Linked DNA regions of Homo sapiens: region 2 is linked to region 1. The links are chromatin contacts, found by Hi-C or POLR2A ChIA-PET in ENCODE. All regions are on one chromosome and are shown on one strand. The core of a region is the stretch at or near the end of the contact, and the rest is flanking DNA. Distances in the headings are between cores, read along the strand shown. Region 1 holds the start of GALNT18 (polypeptide N-acetylgalactosaminyltransferase 18). Region 2 holds the start of MICAL2 (microtubule associated monooxygenase, calponin and LIM domain containing 2).

Evidence for each region. Hi-C counts contacts between places; a loop is a spot of excess contacts on that map. ChIA-PET counts read pairs that join two places held with the same protein, here RNA polymerase II (POLR2A). Pooled maps may share reads with other maps.
Region 2: a pooled map shows a loop between it and region 1 (8-fold over the local background). The contact joins the promoter of MICAL2 here to the promoter of GALNT18 in region 1. A Hi-C loop is called at or near these places in 1 of 37 single-sample maps with no recorded cell type and 5 of 50 pooled maps. POLR2A ChIA-PET finds 5 or more read pairs at or near these places in 1 of 52 experiments (MCF 10A).

Annotation. Positions count from the first base shown.
Region 1 is chr11:11,618,113-11,624,517 of GRCh38, forward strand. It overlaps GALNT18 (polypeptide N-acetylgalactosaminyltransferase 18), which reads right to left and starts at 3,893. Exons shown (of 11, transcript NM_198516.3): 1 at 3,247-3,893. The coding sequence starts at 3,481. RefSeq lists enhancers at 1,774-2,743, 2,196-2,335, 3,376-3,425, 3,636-3,715, 3,833-4,333 and 1 more and silencers at 2,916-2,985, 3,006-3,085, 3,836-4,195.
Region 2 is chr11:12,108,426-12,114,951 of GRCh38, forward strand. MICAL2 (microtubule associated monooxygenase, calponin and LIM domain containing 2) reads left to right here and starts at 2,165. Exons shown (of 28, transcript NM_001282663.2): 1 at 2,165-2,301. RefSeq lists a silencer at 1,859-2,528 and an enhancer at 2,071-2,774.

The DNA.
Region 1 (6,405 bases), core at 2,643-5,142:
TGACTAGAACAGACCTCTGGGGTGATGCTCCAAAGCCTCTTCTAATTGCAAGTCCTATGGAACATCCTGCAGAACATTTTGTGACATTTGCAGCTTCAAGGAGACTTTCCTTCTAACAAAAAGAGGAGCCTGGACAAGACTCCAAAGCAAAACACCTTTTTTGGAGAGTGGTAACACTTTCATTAATAACCAACGTGGCCATAGGCATCAGCACTCATCCATTCATCCACGCTTCCACCCCACAGCTACTTTCTGCAGAATGTGCCAGGGACTGTCCTGCATGTTCAGTAAACATTAGTTAAAGGACTGGAACCTCTGCCTCTTGGCATGAAACAAAGCAAAACCTGAGTTTATCTATGGAGTTTCCAAGTGGGAAGGCTGCTGACTCCCTCACCCCTCAGCCATCCTCTGACACCCACTTCCACCACTGTCAACAGACTCCAAGGGACCCTGGGGCCCTCCTGGGAGACAGTTTAGTACGTGGGTAAGAACTTAGACTTCTGAAGCCACACTAGCTGAGCTTACATCCCTATACTATCATATACCAGTGTGTGACCCTGGACAAATCATATACCCTCTCCCTGCCTCAGTTTCCATATCTGTAAAATGGAGCAAATATTACCTACTTCATAAGGTTGTGAAGATTAAATAAGTCAATATATGTAAAGTGTTTAGAATAGGGCCTGACATATCCTAGGTGCTATGTTATTTTAGCTCTTATTATTATTACCGCTTATTCCCTCCAGTTCAGCAAAGTAAACTGGATTGTTCAAAGGGCTATGCTGACTAGAGGGAACTTGACAGTGGGTTACACATAAACAGCTTGTACCATCAAGCACAAGAGCTTGATCTTATTGTCCTTTACCACCCTCTGCCTTCAGAGAGCTGCACTTGACCAGCCCCAAATTTTATAGGCCCTTTACCTCTGTTTCCTAAATCCCAGCTCAGGATGGCCCCAGCATGGCAAAGGGAACTGTTGGTCATTGCTACACCATCATGGCACAGCCAACCTGGTAACCTCTGCCCCTGCCTGCCTCATTTCCAGTCTTTCCAAGTCACTGACCCTTCCCTACCTTCCTATAGGTGGCAGCTTTGGCCCTCTGTCGAGATTGTGGTTATTTCTGAATACCCACAGGGGTCATTGCACGTGTACAAGTGGAACAACACGTGTTTTAGGGACCCTGTCTCCTATTTTTTTAACCTATCTTCTCCAATTTTTCAGGTATAGATTTGAAAGTGCTGAACAACACATAGTTATAAAGTTTCCGGGGAGAAAAATCACAATGCTTCCTTTCAACTTCAACATCATGCTTTTCCATGTGGAACCTTAGAAATCATGTGACATGGTCCACATTCCACATGACTGGCACCCACTCCGTTACAGGCTCAGGGGTTAATGGCATCCCCTGAAAGCATCCCCAAAGCAGTACCTTGCTCACCTCCTGCCTGACCAGAAAGAAAAGCACAAGAGAATCATTTTCCAGGAACACACACACACACAGAATCTGTGAATGAAAATCTCAAAATCTGTCGGCAAACTAGAAATGTCAAAGTAAGGCATGGCTTTGTGTCTCCTGGGGAACATTCTGAATCACCCTGGGGGAAACACTGTACTTCTATTGCTGATTAATAGTCAATCAAGACCTATGGGATGGAAAAGGACACGTAAGAAATAACAGCAACTGGCACCCACAGATAGGTAAATTGGTTTTCAAGCCCAGTGCCAGGTTGAGAGGCAGAGGCAGGTCTGAAGAAGAAGCTGTCAATGTCCCTCTTTTCTGGGAAGGTGCCGAAGCCATGGGCTTGTTTTGAAGTCATTAGTCAGGAAGCACTATGGATGTGGATGCCTCTCCTGCACTCACCTGAACCTCCCTGAACCTTCCCCTCCTGGAAAGGAACTATTCTGGACACCTGGGGAAACACCAAATTCAGACGGAGGAGCCATCTCTACTCTGGCAAGAGCAGCAGGTGCAAGGATTGGAATTCAGACATCCACGTGTAAACAAAAGGGAGTGCTCCTGGCGGGGGGGTGGGGGGTAAGCCTTCAGTTCAATTCGATTTTGCCAAGGTCTGCCATGCACTGGCCCCTGAGCCTGGTGGGCCTGCTAGGTTTACAGGGGAACCAAGCTCGGCCCTGCCCTTAAGAAGCTCACACACCTGGAAGAAAGCAGGGGGCGCGGGGAGGGGAGGAAGTGTGGACGTGAGCGCGCGCGCGCGCGCGTGTGTGTGTGTGTGTGCACACCCGGCACCAGTGCTCCTGGCGCCCGGAACTCCATTCCCTCCCATGACAGCTCATTGACCAGGTCGCCTCGGGAGAGCGCCCTGCAACCCCCACCCTCCCTTTGGACCCCCGCGCTGGTCTGGAGCGCACCCAACCAGCGTAACCTTACACTTCAGACCCAACCCAGGTCTGCTCAGCCCCGGCTGCTCCCAGGGCCTGAGAGTGGAGCTACAGTAGGGATCGGCCTTCACCCGGTCCCGGGCGGCTCCGCGGGGAAGGCGCAGCCCAGGGCGTGTTCTTCCAGTCTTGGGCGGAGTCATCACCACAGTGGACAGAGACTCCAGCGCTACTTCCCGGCGTTGACACCTGCTCCTGGAGAGGGTCCTGGACCCGCGGGCTGTGGTGGGGGTAGGGACTGCTATAGGTTCAAGCGGCTTTTCAACCACAGAGGGCTCCTTGCATTCCCTATCGCCTACCAACGGGATCACAGCAAGACTGGGGCTGGGGCTGATACAACGCAATTTTCCTAGCCTCGCTTGTCCGGCAGCCTGCGGGTCTTAACTGCCAATAGTCAGGGCCGCCGCGCGGGCATCTCGCCTGACGCCTACAGTGGCCAAAAAAGCTCGTTTGCCCGCGCGTTCCCTCTTGTACACACACAGACATTCACATGCACACACACTCTGAGCCGGACTTGTGTGCGATCCCGAGAGCCCGCGAGCAACCAGCCCAGAGTCACACGCACATTTGGACACGTGCGCAGCGCGCCCCCATACCGCCAGCTAGCTGCACACATCCGCTCGTGCAGCCCTGCGCACACACGTGTGCCCCGGGGAAGAGCGCACGGCCGCAGACAGAAGGTCCCGAACGCAGGCAGGAGCTCACACGCAGGCCCCACGACTACCACGCATCTGCGGCCCCAGAGCCCCGCCGTGGCTGAGTTGATGCGCACCAGCCCCAGCGCACCCCGCGCCGCGCGGGGCACTCCCGGGCCTCATGGGCGACCCAAGTTTCCGGGGCGCCCGTACCTTGAATGTGCTGCTTGATGACATTCTCCAGGTGGTCCAGCCGCTCAATAATCTTCAGAGTGTCCCCTTTGTCTTCCTCCAGCTTCTTGTCGGGCGCCGGCTCCTGCCCCCGCACATACACGCTGGCGATGTAGTTGGTGACCCAGCCCACGTAGAGCAGGCAGATGATGTTAGTCATGCCGCTCAGGATCACGCAAGTGGACACCAAAGTTTTGGTCTTCCTGGTGCACACCATTCTGGGCTCCTTCCTCCATATAGAGCTCCCGGGGGCCCTTCCTTGTCGTGCGCCCCGAACTCCCCCGCGCTCGCACCCCGTAGCACGTCCGGAGCCGCTGGGCACCTCAGCACCTGAGTCCCGAGGTTCTCCAAAGCCCGGTCCGCTGCCGGTGTAGCCGCCGTGCCCAAGTTTGCAGCTCCTGCCGCTGGCCACCCGGAGAGACCTTGACAAAGGAAACCAGGTGGATTTTTTTCCAAATTAAAAATCCCTGAACCCTTCCTAGAGGGGTCACGGGTAGCCGGCAGCCGCGCGTCCAGATGTGTACGTCTGGGAAACTTTGCCACTGCCTGTGTCGGCGGCCACGCCGCTTCCCATCGCCAGCGCCGGCTGCCTTGGCGGTCCGACCGGCCCGCGCTGCTAGGAGAACAGCGGCAGCGGCAGCGGCGGCGGGGAGAGCCGCGAAGCAGAGCGGCCCGGCCCCCTCCGAGCGACAAGCGCTGCCACCAATCGCGCTCCGGCTCGGGAGAGGGGCCGGTGCTGAGCGGCAGCGGACCAACGGGGAGGGAGCGGGGGGCGGAGTCCAGCTCCCAGGCCCCACCTGCTGGCCGCCCCTGGCTCCCGCCCCCAGGGACGCGCCCGGGCCTCCACCCGCGCCTGCACAGGCTGCCCCAGACCTGAAGCTCCCGGAGAGGGCGCGCTGCCAGTCCCAGCCCTTAGGTCGGCAGCTTCCTCCGTTAGGGGAATTCCATCTCTTGCTCTTGGGCAGGAATCTCCTGGTTTTGTGGAGGGGGTGGGGGGTTCGCACGGGTCAGCTTCTTTCATCCGCCCGGGGCTTCTCGCATTGGTGCCACCAGTCGACTCCTGGAATCTTTTCTTGGTTGCCAGGACGCTGAGAAGCCAAGGAAGTGCCAGCCCCAGCGGCATCCACTCCTTCCTTGGCCTCACTTGGGCCTCCACCCTGCCCTCTGCCCTTCAGCCACCGGCCTCCTGAGTGTGTCCAGACCTGGCCCTAAACCTGGCTGAAAGGAGCCAACCCTCCGGCAACCTCCCAGAAGCAACATTGGTGACCTATTAGATGACTCTCTCGACCACTTCTTCCCCCCCCCCACCCCCCACCCCCCACCCCCACCGCCTGCCCCAATTTTTGCCCCTATCTAGGTTTTTCTTTAAGTCTGTACAGCTCCCAGGACATGGATGTGTCCTTTAAGCCCAGTTTTCATTTATGTGGAACCAGGGTCATCCAGTGCATAAAGAAACCCTGCAAGGAAGTGCCGCTGAGGGGAACTGAGGTCTGTGAACTGTAAAGCCCTTCTACATGTTGTTTATGATTGCTATCATAGAGGGCGGTGGGAGAGACCTGTGACTGAGCACAGGAGGAGGCCAGACGCAGACAGTGATACTGCTGTGTTTGTTCTTACTGCCAATGTTTACTCATATTATCCTCTTCTGCTGAACACCCCGTTCTCAGCACCTGAACGGAATTCCTTTAAACAAAGACTTTTTACAACATAGATTTCCTGCCTCTTCTCCATCTCTGAGTTGCTTTATTTTTTTGGCCTAAGCCAGGGAGGCAGCCTGCTGCATGCCCACTTTGTTGTGTGCCAGCCTTCCAACCAGCCACAGAAATACTCAGGGCAGCTCCATCCTGGGATATCTTCTGGATTCAAATGACTGGCCCCACAAGAGAGGGAGAGCACAAAACCAAAGAAAGGGCACTTTATGGCCCCATCAGCCAAGGGCCCTTCTACCAATGCTTTGTTTACAAAACCTCCCCAAAGATGCTATGAAAACAGATACCAACTAGGGACCCGGGAAGATTTCCCTTGATCCATAGCTGGAAGAGAGAACAGTGGGTGTGGGTTGGCGTGGGCTGGGGTATAGAAGGGGGAGAAGAATCGTGTGTATGGTATGTAGGAGATACATACATGAGAGGAGAGAATGTACACAATTTCTGAAAAAATCAAGGTAGAGAAATCTGCCTCCAGGAGGGAGTAAAACTTGTCTCTCCCTTTTTTCTCTTCCAGAGGTATAATCCAGCTCACAAATAAAGGATCTGAACTTTCTTCTGGTTGGACAGACTTACAAGCAATGCCCTTGAGTACAGGCTAAGGTGTAATCTTTCCTTCTGTTCTGCCCCCTCTCCCAGGAGGAGCCCTGGAAGTTCAGCCCTTCTTGGGATCTTCCTAAACCACCACAGGACTAGAAAGAGAAGGCAATACTCATTCTTTTCACATTCTTAATGGAAAAAAATTAAATCCCAAGTTTAAAAAAATGAGGGTCAAGAAGAAAACAAAGTGAATTGTGTGATCTTAAATTTTGTACAGCTGATCCTCTAAGATAATGTGTAACTGTAGAGGGGATGAATACAACAAAAGAAGAATGCTGAACAGGTTCTCCTCTCTGAAAAGTCACAGGTTTGAGTTGACCTGTTCAAAGAATTTTCTCTGGAGGTGCAGGCAGACTCCAGGGTTCTAATCCCAGATCCACCATGTATTAGTTATGAGAGCCTGGACACATTTCAAAAAGTCAGTAGGGCTCAATTTCTCCCATGTATCAAATGTAGGTAGACAATACCTTACTGAGGACAGGCTGTGAAAATTAACTGAGAGAATGTTCCAGAAAGGGCTTTAATTAGTGCAGGACACATAGTGAGTGGTTAGGATCATGTGAGTTTCCTTCCAGATATGGTCACTCCCTTTCCAGGCCAGAGCTCAGCTCCGTGACCTCCATCCTGCTGTTTAGCAATACTTGGTTTCTCTACCTACCAGTATCAGCCCTCTCTCCCCTAATGGAAGCTAACAGGAACTAAAGCTATGAGCACCAAGGGGCTCATCTCATCGTCGCTAGCTGGGCTCCAGCACATTGGCTTTCTATTCATAATGTCTGTCTTCACCATCAGTAGTACAATGATCTGCATAGGTTGATAAAATATTCAAAATGAA
Region 2 (6,526 bases), core at 915-3,414, 490 kb after region 1:
TTCTTCTTCTTCCTCTTCTTCCTTTTTTTTTTTTTTTTGAGATGGAGTCTCGCTGTACGAGCAATTCTCCTGCCTCAGCCCCCTGAGTAGCTGGGATTATAGGCATGTGCCATGATGCCCAGATGATTTTTTGTGTTTTTTAGTAGAAACGGGGTTTCACCATATTGGCCAGGCTGGTCTTGAACTCCTGACCTCAGGTGATCTGCCCACCTCAGCCTCCCAAGTGCTGGGATTACAGGCCTGAGCCACCATGTCTGGACAGCATTGTGTACTTCTGATTATTCATCTGTTGCATTATAAGTTACATGAGTGCAGGAACCACATTTGGTTCGGAGTAGGGTTTGTTAAATGAATGAATGACTCTGTCTCCATCTCTATCCACCACATGGGTGTCTCAGGTCCAGGCCAATAGCAAGAGGCTTTATGTCCAGTGTAGTTAAGGTGGGGACAGATGTAACACTGCTTCCTGAAGCTCCTCACTGCCTTGGGTTTCCTGTATCACTCTTCTAAATAAGGTAGGGCCAGGCCAGTGGAGTCTCCTCTCCCTTACAGTGCCCTGGCCTGAGCTTGACAGACTGTTTGGATGGACTGGGAGTGGGTCAGGCCTAGAGCAGCTCTTTCAGGGTTAGACTTGACCTGTCAAGTACCCTAGAGGCATGGGCAGTGCTGTAGAGGCCCCAGCACATAGTGTTTAGGCATGTAGATTCTGGAACCAGATCTGGCTCAAATCCGGACTCTGATACTTACTAACCATGTGATGTTGACCAGTTGCTTTACCTCACTGGTCTCAGTTTCCACATCTGTGAAATGGGATGATGATACAATACATACCTGTCAAGCCAGGCTTAGATGAGATCACGTGTGAAGGGCACTCCCCAGGCTGGCATCACAGGCAGATTTCCATCAGAGTGGAGTGCTGGCCCTCTGAGAGTACAAGCTGACTGGGCCTTGCAAACTGGGTAGGAACAGCTTTTGCTGGAAAGTTCATCTACAGGAAGTTGATTGAATTCTGAAGAGAGAGCTAAGAGAGCTGCCAGGTAGGACAATACCTGGTAAACACCAAAGGGCTGAGAGTAGGATCACATGGCAAGAAGTAGAGTAGAGAAAAAATAATAATAATCTGCAGGTTTGGGGAGGCAAACTGTTCTGTTTGCACTTGTCTGGCAAGGGAACATGGTGTCTCCTGGAGGTGGTCTTGTGCTGGGGAAATTCCAGCAGCCTGGAGCCACAATACTGTTTCTCACTGCTCAAGCCTGCCTGTTTTCCTCTGCCTAGGTAGCTCAGTTCCAAGAACACTTATTGATGCTTACACCGGGCCAAGCCCTGTGATGGGCCCTGGGTTCCAGAGGTGAGTCAGACATGGTTCCTGCCCATGGAGATCCCCATTTCATGATAACTGCTACAAGAGCCGTTTAAACACAAGGTGTTTTACAGTAGTTATAGTCTACAGAGTGCTTCTGATTGCTCACTAGGCCCCACTCCATTCACACTGTGTTGTCTGTGAATGTTGCTCTCTGGAGCTGTGGGGGGTAAGGGTAACCCGGGAAGGTGGGCAGAGCAGAGATTAAGATAGGGATATGACAGCCAAAGGTAGAGGGTGTTTAGGTGATCTGACCAAGGTAACACAGGTAGTCTGCACCACCGCCCCCTTCCCACTAGCTTTAGCCAAGCAAGGCCAGGTGAGGGGAAGATCCTATTAGCTAGCAAGGAGGTTTGCGGAAGCTCAGGGTGGTCAAGGAGCCGAGCAAAGAGGGAGGTCCACAGGACGTACACAGTCGGTACTAGAAGTGCCATGCTGCTCCCCCATGTCCAAAAGGGGATGCCGTGTCTTGCTTTCCAGCCGCCTAGACCAAGAAGCGTGAGGCCCAGGCCCTCGCCGCTCCCTTGATACCCGCTTACCAACACCGGGGGTTTCATCTCGCAGCGCCACCACGCCCCACTCCCAGCAGCCCTCCCCTGGTCTCCGCCCTGTGCGGGTCAGGGTGGGAGCGCCCGGCCACTCCCTGCGTTCTGGGCCGGGCTACAGCCCACGTGCGCCGGCGGCAGCGGCGGTGACAGCCGGCCCCACGGGGGCGGGGCGGGCTCCGTGCTGTCCTGTCATTGGCCGCGCCGCTGTCGGGGGCGTTCCCCAGCCCGGTCCACCGCGCGGCGCAGAACCGCAGGCGCTCGGCTGGCTAAGCCTGCGCCGGGCCGCCTCGCTCGCTCCCAGCTCTGTCAGTGGCCCGCGGGGCCCGATCGCTGCGCCCGCGGCCAGGGCCGAGGCAGGCCTGACCCGGGGCCGGGCAGCCCGCGCGACTTTCGGTAAGGCGGGGGCGGCGCTGGCCTCAGGGTGGGGAGGGCGGGCGGGCGCGGGTGGGGACCGTGCCAGCCTCGGCTGGACTCTGCGCCGTGTCCAACGCCCGGGAGGGTCAGGTGCGGCCGCAGCATCCCCCGCCTCAAACCCACCCGGCGGGGCGCACAGTGAGCAGGTGGCGCTGCGACGAAGCCCGGGGCGGCCCTGGCCGGCCTCTGAACCAATTAGAACGCAATAAAAGCCTCCCACCGGCACGCCGAACTACCTCTTACTCCGCTCCGCAACACCCAAACCCTGCAGTTCCAAGCCTAGAAAATCGCAAGCGCCAAAACGGGGTGGGAGTGACGCGCCTGCAGTGCTGCCTGTCACCTGGCAGAAGACCATCCCCAAACTTCCCAGGATTGGGGCTCCGAGCCTTGCACGCCCCGTTCCAGCTCTTCACTGGGCGCCCTTTTCCCCCTCCCCTGTCCCCTCCCTCTTTAGTAACAGGAAGTTAAGTTGGGCCAAATGTCAGTGGCCTGGCTGGCCGCGGGCTGGAGCCCAGTCGGGATGGGGTCGTGGCAGTGGTCCGAGGGGCCGCGGCACTGTCCGCTCTGCATCGCGTCTCCCGCATCCCCAGTAGCCCGCTCTCGCTCCAGGCCCAGGAGCACCCCCGCAGGGTGTCCGCGGCACCCACCCTGTAGGTGCCTGGCTGGCCCCGGGGAGAGGTGGGATCTTGCCCACAGCGTCTAAGCCGCTGCCGGGCCAGACGGGGCAGGTGGGGTAAATTGTATTCACCGCCAGCCTCACTGGCAGAGCTGGGAACGGCCTTTACTGGATGGGGATGAGGGGATGTGGAAACCAGAGTAGTGTGCCTCCTTCCACATTGTTTATTCTGAGGCCTGGGTTCTTAAAGCGGAAAGAGCTTTTATTTGGAAGCCTGTAGGGCCCCGCCAGGCCTACAGCAGTGTGCCGGCTCTCTTGCTGTGATTGTCGCCTGTTAACTACAGTCTACAATGATTTTGGTGAAGGATGAAGTCACCAGCCAGGCCCCTTGTGGGCTGGTCCCACGGGAGAAAAGCCAGAGGCGAATTGGCCCTCCAGTGTTTGTGCCAGGTTCCCTGACACCTGCACTTACTCTGTCCTGCTCCCCCTCCCCAGTGGCAGTCGACCCAACAAGTGGGCCTCCGGTCTCCAGGGTAGTCCTGTGCAATGCCCTGGAGACTCTAATACCGTAAGAACTCACTTTCTTCATGCAGAGAGAAGACGGACTTATTAAGTGCCTACTGGGCAACAGGTCCTGTCTTGTGGCACTTTTGCAGCCAATTTCATGGTTATTCCAAAAACGCTGAGAGTTTTGCCCTCCCCATTTTAGAGATGGGGAAAGAGGCTCAGGTATGGTAGGTGCCCAAGGTCACACAACAAGTGTCTGAGCCAGGTCCTGGCCCTGTCAGTGTGAGTCCAGTGCTCTTGTTTCATGGCTGTGGGAAGTGGTGTGCTGTGTGCAGGACCATGGCCCCACAGCGTGCTGACTAGAGCCTTCCAGCCTCTGAAAAGATGCTCTCCACCAGGATTTCAGGGGATGCTTCTTTGGCAAAACAGTTGAAGTGACCCAGGTTAGCCAAGTTGTTCAACCTGCAAACCCCTTATCCTCCCCCTAGTCAAGAGTAGTGGATAGTGTTGGCCAGATTGCTATGGGGAGGGATTGGGTGCTATTTTGGAAGGAAGCCTGCTTCTACCATTGACCTGGCCTCACCTCTGAGAAGCTGGCTTCTGGTATAGTCTAGGAGGACTGTGTTAGCTGAAATAACCTCTACCTTAGGACTGATTCTAGTTTCGTGGGGCTTTTGGGGGTGGGGGGGCAGGTGTTGGGGTGTAGTGTTATGGTTGTGGGGTAATTGAAATCCAGTTTGAACATACCTCTATAAAAACATGACATCACTTTTATCTCCAGCCCCTTCTTCCTTTAGGCCTAGGGCTCTGGCTTTCTGCTCATCCCCTCTTTCAAAAGAAAATCATGATAAGTCATGATTTTCATGACTTATTTTCATGATGTCATGAAAATCATGAAAACTGATACCAATCCATTATACTTTAGTATAAATCAGCTTTTAAGAACTATGCCTGGTTGTGGCTGTGGCCATTGGAGGCCCATTCCCAGGCTGCAAGGAGCAGCCATATGATCCCAGATTCCTTCTCTGCCTATAATTGGGGTATGTTTCTGTTCTCTCCACCCACACCTGGGTTTGCCTCCCAGCCATGGGCCTGCCCCCTTTGCTTCCCACTGCTGAAGTATAGAGGTCTTGTCTTCTTGGTGGAAGCCTTGGCTCTGGCAGGACGGGACGTGGTAAGGGTAAAAGAATAACTTGGTTAAACATTGCTGATCCTAGATGTCCTCTGAGGGCTAACAGTCTCTATTCTTTAAAGAGTCAGAGAAGAGAATACTGTTCATCATGCTGAGATGTTTCATTCTTTACATCATTCTATTGTTTCATTCTGCCTCTAAAGAAGTGGGGTTAACTGCATTTTACAGGTGAGGAAGCTGAGACCCAGAAAGGTTACAACTTGGCCGGGTGTGGTGGCTCATGCCTGTAAAACCAGCACTTTGGAGGCTGAGGTAGGAGGATCATGTGAGGCCAGGAGTTCAAGGCCACCTTGGGCAACGTAGCAAGACTGCTGTCTTTAGTAACAACAACAACAAAAAAGGTTACAACTTGCCTGCATCACACAGCATGTATGAGTGCAGTTTGAGTGTGGAGAATTAAATGCTATGGGAAGCAGGAAAAGCCTGTGGCTGTCTCTGCACTCTGGAGGCTTGGCAGGCACAGCTCCTCTGCTGCGCAGTCATCTCCCTTATCCGCGGTTTCACCTTTCGAGGTTTCGGTTACAGTCAGCCATGGTCTGAAAATATTATAGTATTTTGAGAGAGACGGAGACCACATTTACATCGCTTTTATTATAGTATATTGTTATAATTGTTCTATTTTATCATTAATGTTGTAATCTCTTAAGGTACCTCATTTGTAAAGAAAACTTAATCGCTCCTGTATGTATAGAAAAAAACACAGCATATATAGGGTTTGGTACTATCCAAGGTTTCAGGCATTTACTGGGGGTCTTGGGATGTATCTCCCTGAGATGAGGGGGGGCTACAGTACTTACCCTTTCTCACCCTATATTGTAATTATTTATGAACATGTCTTCTCACCTCACTATGAAATGGCATTTAAAACACTCAGAAACTTGGCAGATTTATTTTCTGGTTTTGCAAATCCTCTGTGCTCTTTGCTCTGTATTTCCTTAGCTTTTATGCGAGCTATGTCCATGAGGGTATCTACCAGGATGTATTGCAGTCCTCTCTCAAAAATATTACAAACATTTTCACATACACAAACTCATAATGCATAATCAGCCCCATATACTCATTACCCAGCTTCCACAGTTATTGAGATTATGCCTGGTTGGCTTCCTCTCTCTCTTTTTCTCCCTTCCCCTCTGAAAGGAATATTTATTCCTGAGATATTTTAAAGCAAATGTCTAATGTCATGTCATTTGGCCTCTATATAATCCAGTATACAACTCTTTTAAAAAGGACGTTGTCTTGCATAACCACACTTCACTACTGCACGTAACAGAATTAACTGTGCTTCTTAGACATCACCTGTCCACCTGCAGATATCCTTGATTGTGTCAGAAATGACCTTTAGAGTTGGTTTGTTTGAACGAGGATCCAGTTGGTATGCCGCATTAGGCCGTTGGTCCTTTTATGCCTGGTTTTAGTTTAGAGAAGCGCCCCCTCTTTAGCCATTACCCTCTGTGTTAACTGCCCATCTCCCCTACTACATAGGGAGCCCCTTAAGACGAGCCCACCTCTTGGCTGTGCTGGATCCTCAGCACTGAACGCCGTGTCTGGGACACGCAGAGGCTCCATAAGCATTTGTCCAGTTGTATCATAGCCACTCAGGAAATGTGCTTTGAATTGATGAACCCAGTCACGGATTTGTGTGACTACCAGTGCATGTGCTTAGATAAGAGGTTTTAAAAAAATGACTTGCTTACGTGTGGACGTTTCCTCAGCACGCGTCGGTCTGTAAACATCCTAAAATAATAGAAGAACTATCTGCTGCTCCCCCTCACTGTGCTGGTTTGTGGTGGGGAGCCGAGACAGCTGCGTTTGTGCCTTGATCAGCAACCGGCCTCCACAGGTCACACGTGGGGCTGACGGAGACTGAGGTCACTTCTGTCCAAGCTTTG